2 separate regions of the Homo sapiens genome follow, and region 2 is linked to region 1. Evidence: read pairs that join two places in POLR2A ChIA-PET (ENCODE). Cell type or tissue: OCI-LY7. All regions are shown on one strand. Links, peaks and the distances in the headings refer to the core of each region. The heading gives the core; the rest is flanking DNA.

Region 1 (5,394 bases), core at 94-5,093:
GCAAATGGGATCTAATTAAACTAAAGAGCTTCTGTACAGCAAAAGAAACTATCAATAGAGTAAACAGACAATCTACAGAATGGGAGAATATTTTTGCAAACTATGCATCTGACAAAGATCTAACATTCAGCATCTACAAGGAACTTAGACAAATTTACAAGGGAAAAAACCAAACAACCCCATTAAAAAGTGGGCAAAGGACATGAGCAAACACTTCTTAAAATAAGACATACATGTGGCCAGCAATCATATGAAAAAGCTCTACATAACAGATCATTAGAAAAATGCAAATCAAAACCACAATGAGATACCATCTCACACCAGTCAGAATGTCTATTATTAAAAAGTCAAAAAATAACAGATGCTGGTGAGGTTGTGGAGAAAAAGGAACCCTTATACACTGCTGGGGAGTGTAAATTAATCTAATCATTGAGGAAGACAGTGTGTTGATTCCTCAAAGACCTAAAGACAGAAACACCATTTGACCCAGCAATCCCATTACTGGGTATATACCCAATGGAGAATAAATCATTTTATTATAAAGACATATTCACACATATGTTCATTGCAGCACTATTTATAACAGCAAGCACATGGAATCAACCTAAATGCCCATTAATGATAGATGGGATAAAGAAAATGTGGTACATGTACACCATGGAATACTATGCAGCCATAAAAAAGAACAAGGCCATGTCCTTTGCAGGGATGGAGCTAGAGGCCATCATTCTTAGCAAACTGATGCAGGTATAGAAAACCTAATACTGTTTGCTTTCACTTATAAGTGGGAGCTAAAGGATAAGCACACATGGACACATAGAGGGGAACCACAGACACTGAGGCCTATCAGAGGGTGGAATTTGGGAGGAGGGATAGGACCAGGAAAAATAACTAATGAGTACTAGGCTCAATAGCTGGGTGAAGAAATAATCTGTACAACAAACCACCATGACACATGTTTACCTATGTAACAAACTTGCACTTGTACCCCTGAACTTAAAAGTTAGAAAAATGCTTTCTAGCTTCAGGACTTTCCTGAATTCTTTCTTTAATATTTCAAAATTTTTATTATTTTGATATAGTGCACATCTATTGGAATCTAATGCATTCATTTTAAAACCCAAATCAAATTTGACATTACAGATGCATCATAATTTATTTGAATAATCCCTAATTGATAGAGATGTCTTCAATTTTCTGCATTACAAATGACATCACAATGAATATCTTTCTATATACATTCTGACGCATTTGTAAGAAAGTATTGTGATAGATTTTCAGTGTAAATGCTGTTAAAATATTCATATTCTATTTTTAAAATAGAAAGAAAATATGTCATTAAAATTTTTAAATGCTTTTCTATCTCAAAAATGCTTAGAAAGTCACAAGTGTTCCAAGCCCAAGTCTAAAAGAATCATAATCAAGTTAAACTTTCACCTGTTTCTTCCAGAATTGTGTGTGTGTGTGTGTGCACGCATGTGTGTGTGTGAATAACACCGGATTGCCTTTCTTCAGTGGGCTTACCTCTCCATATAAAATATGCAGATTTTTCTGGTTCTCATAAAAAATGTTATAGGTCTTCAATAAAGAATTAAGTTGTTCCCTAAAAATAAAAAAAAATTAATTACAATCAGTCTTAGAGTTTTTAACGTAAAAGGTGATAATGGTACTTTCATAAAGGTATGAGATAGAAAGAAATAGTTTAATGGAATCTTTACTGTTCTGTCACTTTAACTTAACATAAGTCATTGGAAGTGGAAGCATTCTTAAAATATCAGCAAATGTTGAAGTTGCTAATTCATAAATAAATAACCAAAGGTGGGAAATGACTGAGGACAAAAATGGTGAGAACAGTGTTCTGTAGCAGGAGGCAGCCACGAAACAGGAATTTGGTTTCATATTCCTTTTTGTATTTCAACATTTTTAACCAACCTAAATTAAGCACTGGTGTGTGGCTGATACCATCTCTCTATACACTACTCCCTCCTGTGTCCCCAGGGCATGGGATGGGACACCAGTGCCCCAACTCTCCAAATCTGTGTTCCCTTGTGTAAGTCACTTAGTATCCCTGAATTTCCACAGCTGTGAAATGAAGGTGATCTGTCCTACTTGCCGGGGCTGTTTAGACTATTAAAGGCAACCACAGAAGTCAAAGATCCCAGCTGGCTGGGTGAAGCAACAGTAAGCAAAGGCTCATTGTTACTGTGGCAGGGGAGCTTCTCTCCTGGCCTGCCCCACACAGCTGACAATGGCCGACTTTGGCCAGGAAAGTTTGTAGGGGAGGAGCCCTCTACCTTTCCGCCCTTCTAGCTGGGTATCAAGATCTGAGACCAGATGTGCTGGTGAGTGACTCAGCGCTTTCTTGCCTGGAAACTCCTCCCTGTGTCTCCCACTGGGAAAACAGCTGTGGTAAGGAATGCTCCTGACTTATCTCACCCTTTGTGGCAGGTGGGCCCTGGCAGTGGGAACACTGGCTCTTACCATACCTCTATTCTATCTTTCTCTCAGTGTCTCTATGTCTTGAGATGCTCCTCTTGAGATGATCATCATTTCTCACTTGGATTATTGCAGCAGCCTCCTAAAAGCCTCCCTGTATCTGTTGTTTACTCTCAACAGCAGAAACTGTTTTAATGCAAACCTGACCATCTCTCCTCTTTGCTCAGAACTCTTCAATGTCTTCTTGTTTTTCAGATTAAAAGCCAACATCCTTACAATGGCTTAAAAGGCTGGATGCAACTGGTCTTCTGTTACCTCTTTCATCTCATTTCCTCCCACCCTTCCCTCACTTCATGCAACCACCAGCCTCCCTGGTGTTCCTTGGCCACTCCAGACAGATTCTCATCTTGGGGCCTTTGCACTTGCTGATCCCTCTGCCCAGAATGATATTCCCCCAAACGTTCACCTTGCCAGCTCATTCATCTTCTTTAATTATTTAATCAAAAGTCATCTTCTCAAGAAGTCCTTCCTGATCACCCAATCTAAAAGTTCACCTTCTCCCAGCATTTCATATCTTGATTTTCTCCTCTGCCCCTGTCCCTGAGTCAACTTCTATATATTTTACTTATTTCCTTATGTTCTGTCTCCTCCATTGAATGTAGCTCCAACAGGGCAGGGGTATGTATGCATTTTGTTCACACTGTATCCTGTGCCTGGAAGAGTACTTGGTACATAGCAGGACAAATTCTGGTTGACTAAAATTATCGGGAAATATTCATTGCCTAAACAACAATAAACAAAGGAAGAAAAGCTTTCTCATATAAGCGGTTTTATAAAAAAAAAAAAGACCCAACAAGTCATGATATTAAAATTCCAAGTATTTCAATTGCTAAAATCCCTTTGATCCTCAATATCTGTCTCTGTCTCATAAGAAAATGAGAGGGCAGGGAGTTTGGTCCACTTTATTCACTCCTGTGTTCCTGGTTCTCAGAGCAGAAACTTGCTCACAGTAGGCTCTTCTTCAATAAATACTGAATATTGAATGACAGAATTTATATATACTGACTGTTACATGTTTGAAATCAGGTAAGCATGTATGTTGCCATTGGCTTTTTCTCACTTGTAATTTTCAAGGTGTACGTTTCCAAGGATCAATACACTTCACACAATTGCCATAAAAAGATCCTCCTGAAGTCCTCCATACTGTTGGTTCATTTCCCAAATGGATTACTTTCCATTTTTAATGTTAATGAACATGTCTCTTCTAAATATCATTGGTCACACTGATTTTGTTCTCCTGGGGTCATTGTCATAGGATATTTCCTAAAAATTATACTACTGGCCAAGAACATGAACATGATTTATAGCACTCATTGTTTAGTGCCAGAACACTATTAAGAAATTTCACCATAAAGAAATTTTACTGTAAAGAAACTTCAGGGACACTTGGGATGCAACTCCTGATATGCTGAGCTGTGAGAGTTGTTATGAAAGCAAATGGAGCCTTACATAATCTTATTCCCTCAGCTTCTGCTTCTGATAAAAGTACATTACATAGTAGAGTATGAGCAGCCTTTAAAGTGTTTACTTCAGGATCATGTGCAGTTGGAAAATGTTTCTGAACCTGAATAGAGCCTGACTAAATCCTCAACTGAAATAAGTCTACAAATGACATAAGGAGTTGGCAGATGGTGGTCCCAGGCTGCCTGTTTTTGTAAACAAAGTTGTATTGGAATATCACCACACTAATTTGTCTGCTCATTGTCTATGTCTGTTTTTCTGTTATAACTGCAGAGATGAGTAGTTGTAACAGAAATCATATGACCTACAGAGCCTGAAATATTTCTAATCTGGCTCTTCGCAGAGAAAGTCTTCCAATCTGTAATCCACTGTGTAATACAGGGTAGCTGGATACCATAGAAGTATTTTTCTCACCATGAGTAGAATCTTTTTGATTATTAATTGGATTTTGAAGGATTTTGGAGTGTTGAAGATTAGAGCTCAGTAAACTAAAGTATTGGAGTAAAATTAGGTAAATTAGTGGTGCAATACAAAGCAAGGAATTAGAAAAGAAAATTTAGAAGTTGCCTGAACAAATTATAGCAATGGTGAATGTTGTCCAAACATTTCTTTTAATCGTGTGTACACCTTACCAGAGAAACTTTTGAAGATGATTAGTTTATGTACCTGATGAAACAATATGTCTAATATAACCTTGAAAATACAATGTATGTCTGTAACATTCTAATTTAACTTGGCATTAGGGGAACAGCAAGGTGAAGAATTACTGTTAAGTTGATCATCTGTGTCTATTCACATTACACCATCCCACAGAAGGTCATTTATTGAACATGATACAGTTGCTGTGTGAGCACAGTCAAGAGGCCTCAGTCATGCTGGGAGGGTGGGTGAGAGCTTTAAGGAATAGATGTTGCCTACGGTGAACCTTGGTTGGTGAGAATTAAACAGGAAAAGAAGAATGTAAAGAGTTTACCTGGCAAAGAAACAACATGAAAAGGGACATGTAGCTATTTCTATAGTTCACAGAAAAAAACTCAAGAGTTGGGATTCCAAGAATGCAACATGTAAAATGGGGAATGCTGAGCAATGAATGAGCCCCGTGAACCATTTTAAGAAACTTGGAATTCACTTCGCAGGCAATGGGCAGCTATTGAAGATTCTAGGCAGGTGAAAGACATGATGATACTAAGGATCACTAGGTAGAATGTGAAAGATAGATTTCAGTACGAGACAAGATAGAGCCAGCAAGATGAGTGAGACCACTGCAACACTAGTGTGGTAGAGGTGCAGAAATGAGGCTGATGTTCCACGGAAAGGTGAACAAATGTGCCATGTCTATAGAAGGTTCTAAAGTCCAGAAGGGACCTATAATAATTACAGGCATTGTATGGTTTAGAAGAACCAAAGGCAATCACTAAAGTGTTATCTGGGCAGTCC
Region 2 (5,394 bases), core at 69-5,068, 400 kb before region 1:
AGAATGATCTTCACATTGTTAGGTGGAAAAAAGCAGCCTGAAGCAAAAAAAACAAAAACAAAAACAAAAACATGGTATGTACCTATTTAAGTTGACTTAAAAAGCAAAATAAAGCATATACACATGTGCAAGAATGTACACAAAAAATTTCAAGATGGGTAAACCCAAGTTATTAACAGTGGTAATCAAAGAATGAAATCAAAGAGAGAATTGTACCTTTTTACTTACTCCATACCCTTCTATATTGCTTACCTTAAAAAAAAAATGCAGTTTTCTACCGTGATTTTTAGCAAACAATTAATGAGAAAAAACAACTTCTTTAGACTTTCAAACAAAAATATAAAGAATCACCCAACCATTTACATATTTCTAGAATAAATTCTGAAAGAGCTATCATAACAATTTGTATTGTCTTGAGATATATAGGATTAACTTGCTGGTACATGTAACTCATCTGAAAGTATGCATATGCAACCTCATTCTTTTTAAATGAAAGAAAAAGTTTTGGCAACAAAATAAAATATTGTAAGAATTAGTTAAAGCAACTGCTCGTTTTCTCAAGATAAGTAAAATCAGGAACATATTATGTTCTCTTCTTTTAATTCTTTTTCTTTTAATTCTTTTTCCTTCCTTTTGAAAATCAGGTTTATTGAAGTATACTTTAGAGTAAAATTCACCCTTTTTTCGTGGTACAAATCTACGAATTTTGAAAAATATATAATCTACAATTAAGATACACAGTATTTTAACACTCAAAAATTTGTCCTGTCCATTTGTAGGCAATCATGTACCACTACCTTTTGCCTCTAACAATCATGACTTTTCTGTTACTTTCATTTTTTCCTTTCCAGAATGAATGGAATCACAGGTTTCTGAATGTAGCTTCTTTCTCAAACACATAATGCTTGTGAGATTCATAAATGTTGTAGCATGCATCAGTTCATTTCTTTTTAATGGTGAACAGTACTTCATCATATGGATGTATCACAATTTGTTTGGTTATTCACCAGCTAATGAACATTTAAATACACTACTTTATGCAGGCATGGTTTCACTTCTCTTAAATACGTACATAAGAGGAGGACAGGTCATATGAGAAGTGTATGTTTAAATTTATAAAATACTGCCAGACTTTTACGTGACACCACTATACATTCCTACCTGCAATATATGAAAGTTCCAGTTGCTACATATTCTCACTAGCTTTTGGTATCTTCTGGCTTTTCCCCCCTTTGTAGTTTTACTCTGCTTTTCCCTAATGGCTAATTAATGGTGTTGAACACCTTTATCTTGTGTTTATTTGCCATCAGCAAATCTTCAATAAAGTATCTGTTAAAACCTTTTCCTGGCTGGGTCCCTGAGGCTCACATCTGCAATTGGAGCACTTTGGGAGGTCAAGGTGGGCTGATTGCTTGAGCCTAGGAGTTCTGCAACAGCCCTGGTCAACGTGGCAAAATCCCATCTCCACAAAAAATACAAAAACTAGCCAGGCGTGGTGGTGCACACCTGTGGTCCCAAGTACTCGGGGCTGGGGCAGGAGGATCCTTTGAGCCCAGGAGGTTGAGGCTGCAGTGACCCATGATTGCGACACTGCACTCTAGCCTGGGTGACAGAGTGAAACCTTGTCTCAAAAACAACAACAAAAAAATCATCTTTTTATTGGGTTTTCTCAATATTGATTTGTGAGAATTCTTAATATATACCAAACAAGTCCTTTATCAAACACATGGCTTGCAAATATTTTCTGCAAGCCAGTAGTTTGTCTTTTTATTTTCTTTTTAGTATCTTCTGAAGAACAAAAGTTTTTAATTTCAATGAAATCCAAATTATCGGGGGTTATTTTATGTTTGTGGTTTTTTGCCATATATAAAATACTTCTATCTAACCCAAAGTCACAGATTTTCTATGTTCTCTTCTAGAAGTTGCATTGTTTACATTGAGGCATATGATTAATGTCAGGATAATTTTTGCACATAGTGCCAAGGAATAGGTTGAAGTTCCAAAACATAGGTTGACAGTCAAACGTTTCAGCATCATTTGTTGAGAAGACTACATTTTCTCTATTGAATTGCCTTGGCATCTCTGTCAAGTATTATGTATCTTCCCTAGACTATTCTGATCCATTAATATATGTGCCACACTGTTTTGATTAGCTTTATAATAAATCTTTAAATTCTCCAACTTAGTTCTTGCTTTTCAAAACCGTTTTGGTTATTATAGGGCCTTTTCTATATAGATACTAAAAAGCTTGTAAATTAAAAAAAGGAGAGGATCTGGTGGGATTTTGATTGGGATTGCATTGATACTCTTGTTTTCGGGGGAATTTACATTTAACAGTATTGACTTTTAAAAATACATGGAAATATATATACTATACATTGTAGTATATATCATATACTGTAATACAGCTGAAACATCTGGCTATCAACCTATTGCTTGGGACTTTAACCTACTCCTTCCACCATAGGCAAAAATTAACCTGAAATAAATCATAAGCCTAGATACTACATATTTTTTCATGTATTTAGGTCATTTTTTATTTCTCTCATTAACTGTTTTTTTTAGTTTTCAGCACAAAAACTACATACATACTTTATTAGATATATGCCTAAGTGTTTCATGTTTTTTGGTGCAATTAGAATTGGTGCGTTTTTAAAATTTCATTTTCCAAATGTTCATTTCTAATATATAGGAATGGAAAACGTTGCTAAACTCACTGATTAATTATTGTAACTCTCTTATATTCCTAGTTTGCTAAGAATTTTTTGTTATCAGTGGATGATGAATTTTGTCAAGTTCCTTTTCTGTATCTACTGTGATTATAATTTTTTTTCTTGAGTGTGCTGATAGTGAATTACATTGATGGATCAGTAAACGTTAAACAATTTAAACCAACTTTATATTCCTAGGATACACACCATTTGGTGATGAGCTATCTTGTTTACATATTGTTGGACTGTTTGCTAATATTCTATTAGGATTTTTTATCTATGTTCATGATATATATTGGTTTTAATTTTCTTTTCTTATAATATCTTTGCTTGGTCTTGGTATCAGGGTAATGCTGGTCTCATAATGTGAGTGGAAATGTAATCCCTCATCATATATTTTCTGTAAAAGTTTGTGAAGAATTAGTATTATTTTTACCTTTAACATATCATGTAATATGTGCACGAAGTCATGTAGACTTAAGAGTTTTCTTTGCTGAAGATTTTTTTTTTCTTTGAGACAGAGTCTCACTCTGTCACCAGGCTGGCGTGCAGTGGTACAATCTCGGCTCACTGCAACCTCTGCCTCCCGGGTTCAAGCTATTCTCCTGCTTCAGCCTCCCGAGTAGCTGAGACTACAGGCGCATACCACCACACCCAGCTAATTTTTGCATTTTTAGTAGACAGGGGGTTTCACCATGTTGGCCAGGATGGTCTCAATCCCCTGACCTCGTGATCTGCCCACCTTGGCCTCCCAAAGTGCTGGGATTACAGGCATGAGCCACCGTGCCCAGCCTGCTGAAGAATTTTTCATGTGAAATACAATTTCTCTAACAGATATTAGTCCCTGTTAGCCTTTTAGTGTATATGGGTGGGATGGGAGGCAACATTACATTTTTTCACTGCCAGTGTTAATAATTTGTATGTTCTCTCCCTCTGTTAGTATGATTAGAGCTTTAGCAGATTTAATGATTCTTTCGAAGAACCATGTTTCTTTTTTTTTTTTTTTTTTTTGAGATGGAGTCTCACTCTGTAGCCCAGGCTAGAGTGCAGTGGCAATCTCAGCTCACTACAGCCTCTGCCTCCCAGAGTGATTCTTCTGCCTCAGTCTCCCGAGTAGCTGGGATTACTGGTGCCTGCCACCATGCCCAGCTTATTTTTGTATTTTTAGTAGAGATGGTTTTGCCATGATGGTTAGGCTGGTCTCAAACTCCTGACCTCACGTGACCTGCCCACCTCGGCCTCCCGAAGTGTTGGGATTACAGGCATGAGCCACTGCACCTGGCCTTAGTTTCTGTTGCTTTTAATTTCATTGATTTTCTTATCTTATTCTTTCTTCCATTCTGCCTGCTTTGGTTCAATTTGCTCTTCTAGTTTCTTAAGTTGGAAATTATTATATCGCTGATTTGAAAACTTTCTTCTTTTCTGACCTAAGCTTTAATCGTGTACCACAAATTCTGATATATTTCATTTAATTCAAATATGTACCATATATACACGTATGTGTATGTTTATATACATATATACGTTTATATTTACACACACACACAAACATATACTTATGTCTGATTTTAAGTGAGCAAGGATCTAGTGTTCTAATGTTACTTCTGTTTACCATTGTTTGTCAAGCTAAGAGTATTCTTTTCTGTTGGATCTCATCCAAATAGTGAAAGTTATCCATTCAGCAACTATTTTATTGAGCACCTACAGTGTTATTGGATGCTGAGTTACATAAGTAACTCATAAGTAAATAGATAATAATGTTTGCTATCTTAGCTTATTGTAAAAACTAGCTTTTGATTTAAGTGAAATGGGAGCCAATGGACAGTTTTGAACAAAAGAATTATAAAATCTGATTTACATTTTAAAGGGAATTGGAATACTTAAGAAATCTGATTTTATTATTTGAGCTTTATTAAGTTTTAGGGAATATATACACATGTATGTGTATGTGTATGTGTGTGTATATGTATATGTATATAATTAAGACAAAATCCCATAATTTATTTGGTTAATGATAGTCTGCTAGTCATTCAGAACCCAGGACACATTCTGATTAGGACCTCTGAGCCACCAACTCCCTACCAATCACTCTAAAATGAGCAGCTCTGAAACAGCTGTTAGATCTTGTGGGTGCACTCCCCAGCTACAAGAGGGGCTCTTGTAGTAGAAGGTGAAAAAGGAGTTACTATGCAAACACCACTGAAGTCTTATATTCCTACAGCCATATAGAGAATACTGTCTGCATTATGAAAATCAAGGCTTATGTGATGTTTACAGCAATACAGATAACTGTGCTATCATGCAATAAATGCAATGTGATAAACCTCCCAATCTGTAAAACACCACATTAAAATAATATAGTTTAGGGAGAAAACAGAGCTGGGGACATTCTACTCAATACTTACGCAACTCTGTAGTCAGAACTCTGAGAGAAAGAAACAGCAATTGTAATACAAATACTAGCACACTTAAGACATATTAAATTCCAAGTCTTCACTTTTAAAAGAAGAGAATCCTGTAAAAAGCACTTTCAAGGCCAGGTGCCATGGCTCATGTCTGTAATCCCTGCACTTTGGGAAGCTGAGGTGGAAGGATAAACTTGAGGCCAGAAGTTTGAGACTAGCTTGAGCAACATAGCAAGACCCATCTCTATTAAAAAAATTTTTTTTTTAATCAGCCGGGC

What was found. Peaks named below come from ENCODE experiments on the same cell type or tissue, not always from the same donor. Only the 100,000 strongest peaks of a DNase experiment are listed, where the experiment ranks them.
Region 2: POLR2A ChIA-PET joins it to region 1 with 7 read pairs; 1 of 35 experiments calls an interaction of 5 or more read pairs at or near these places.

The regions. Positions count from the first base shown.
Region 1 is chr4:73,597,116-73,602,509 of GRCh38, forward strand. It overlaps RASSF6 (Ras association domain family member 6), which reads right to left. Exons shown (of 11, transcript NM_177532.5): 3 at 1,525-1,603. Among named protein-coding and RNA genes, the nearest start is that of RASSF6, 21 kb to the right of the region's middle. In OCI-LY7, for the core only: no CTCF peak of the experiment used is centred there; a DNase peak (open chromatin) is centred at 2,236; H3K4me3 peaks cover 1,137 bases; H3K27ac peaks cover 4,591 bases.
Region 2 is chr4:73,192,303-73,197,696 of GRCh38, forward strand. All of the region lies in intron 1 of ANKRD17 (ankyrin repeat domain 17), which reads right to left. Among named protein-coding and RNA genes, the nearest start is that of ANKRD17, 64 kb to the right of the region's middle. In OCI-LY7, for the core only: no CTCF peak of the experiment used is centred there; no DNase peak of the experiment used is centred there; H3K4me3 peaks cover 440 bases; H3K27ac peaks cover 1,144 bases.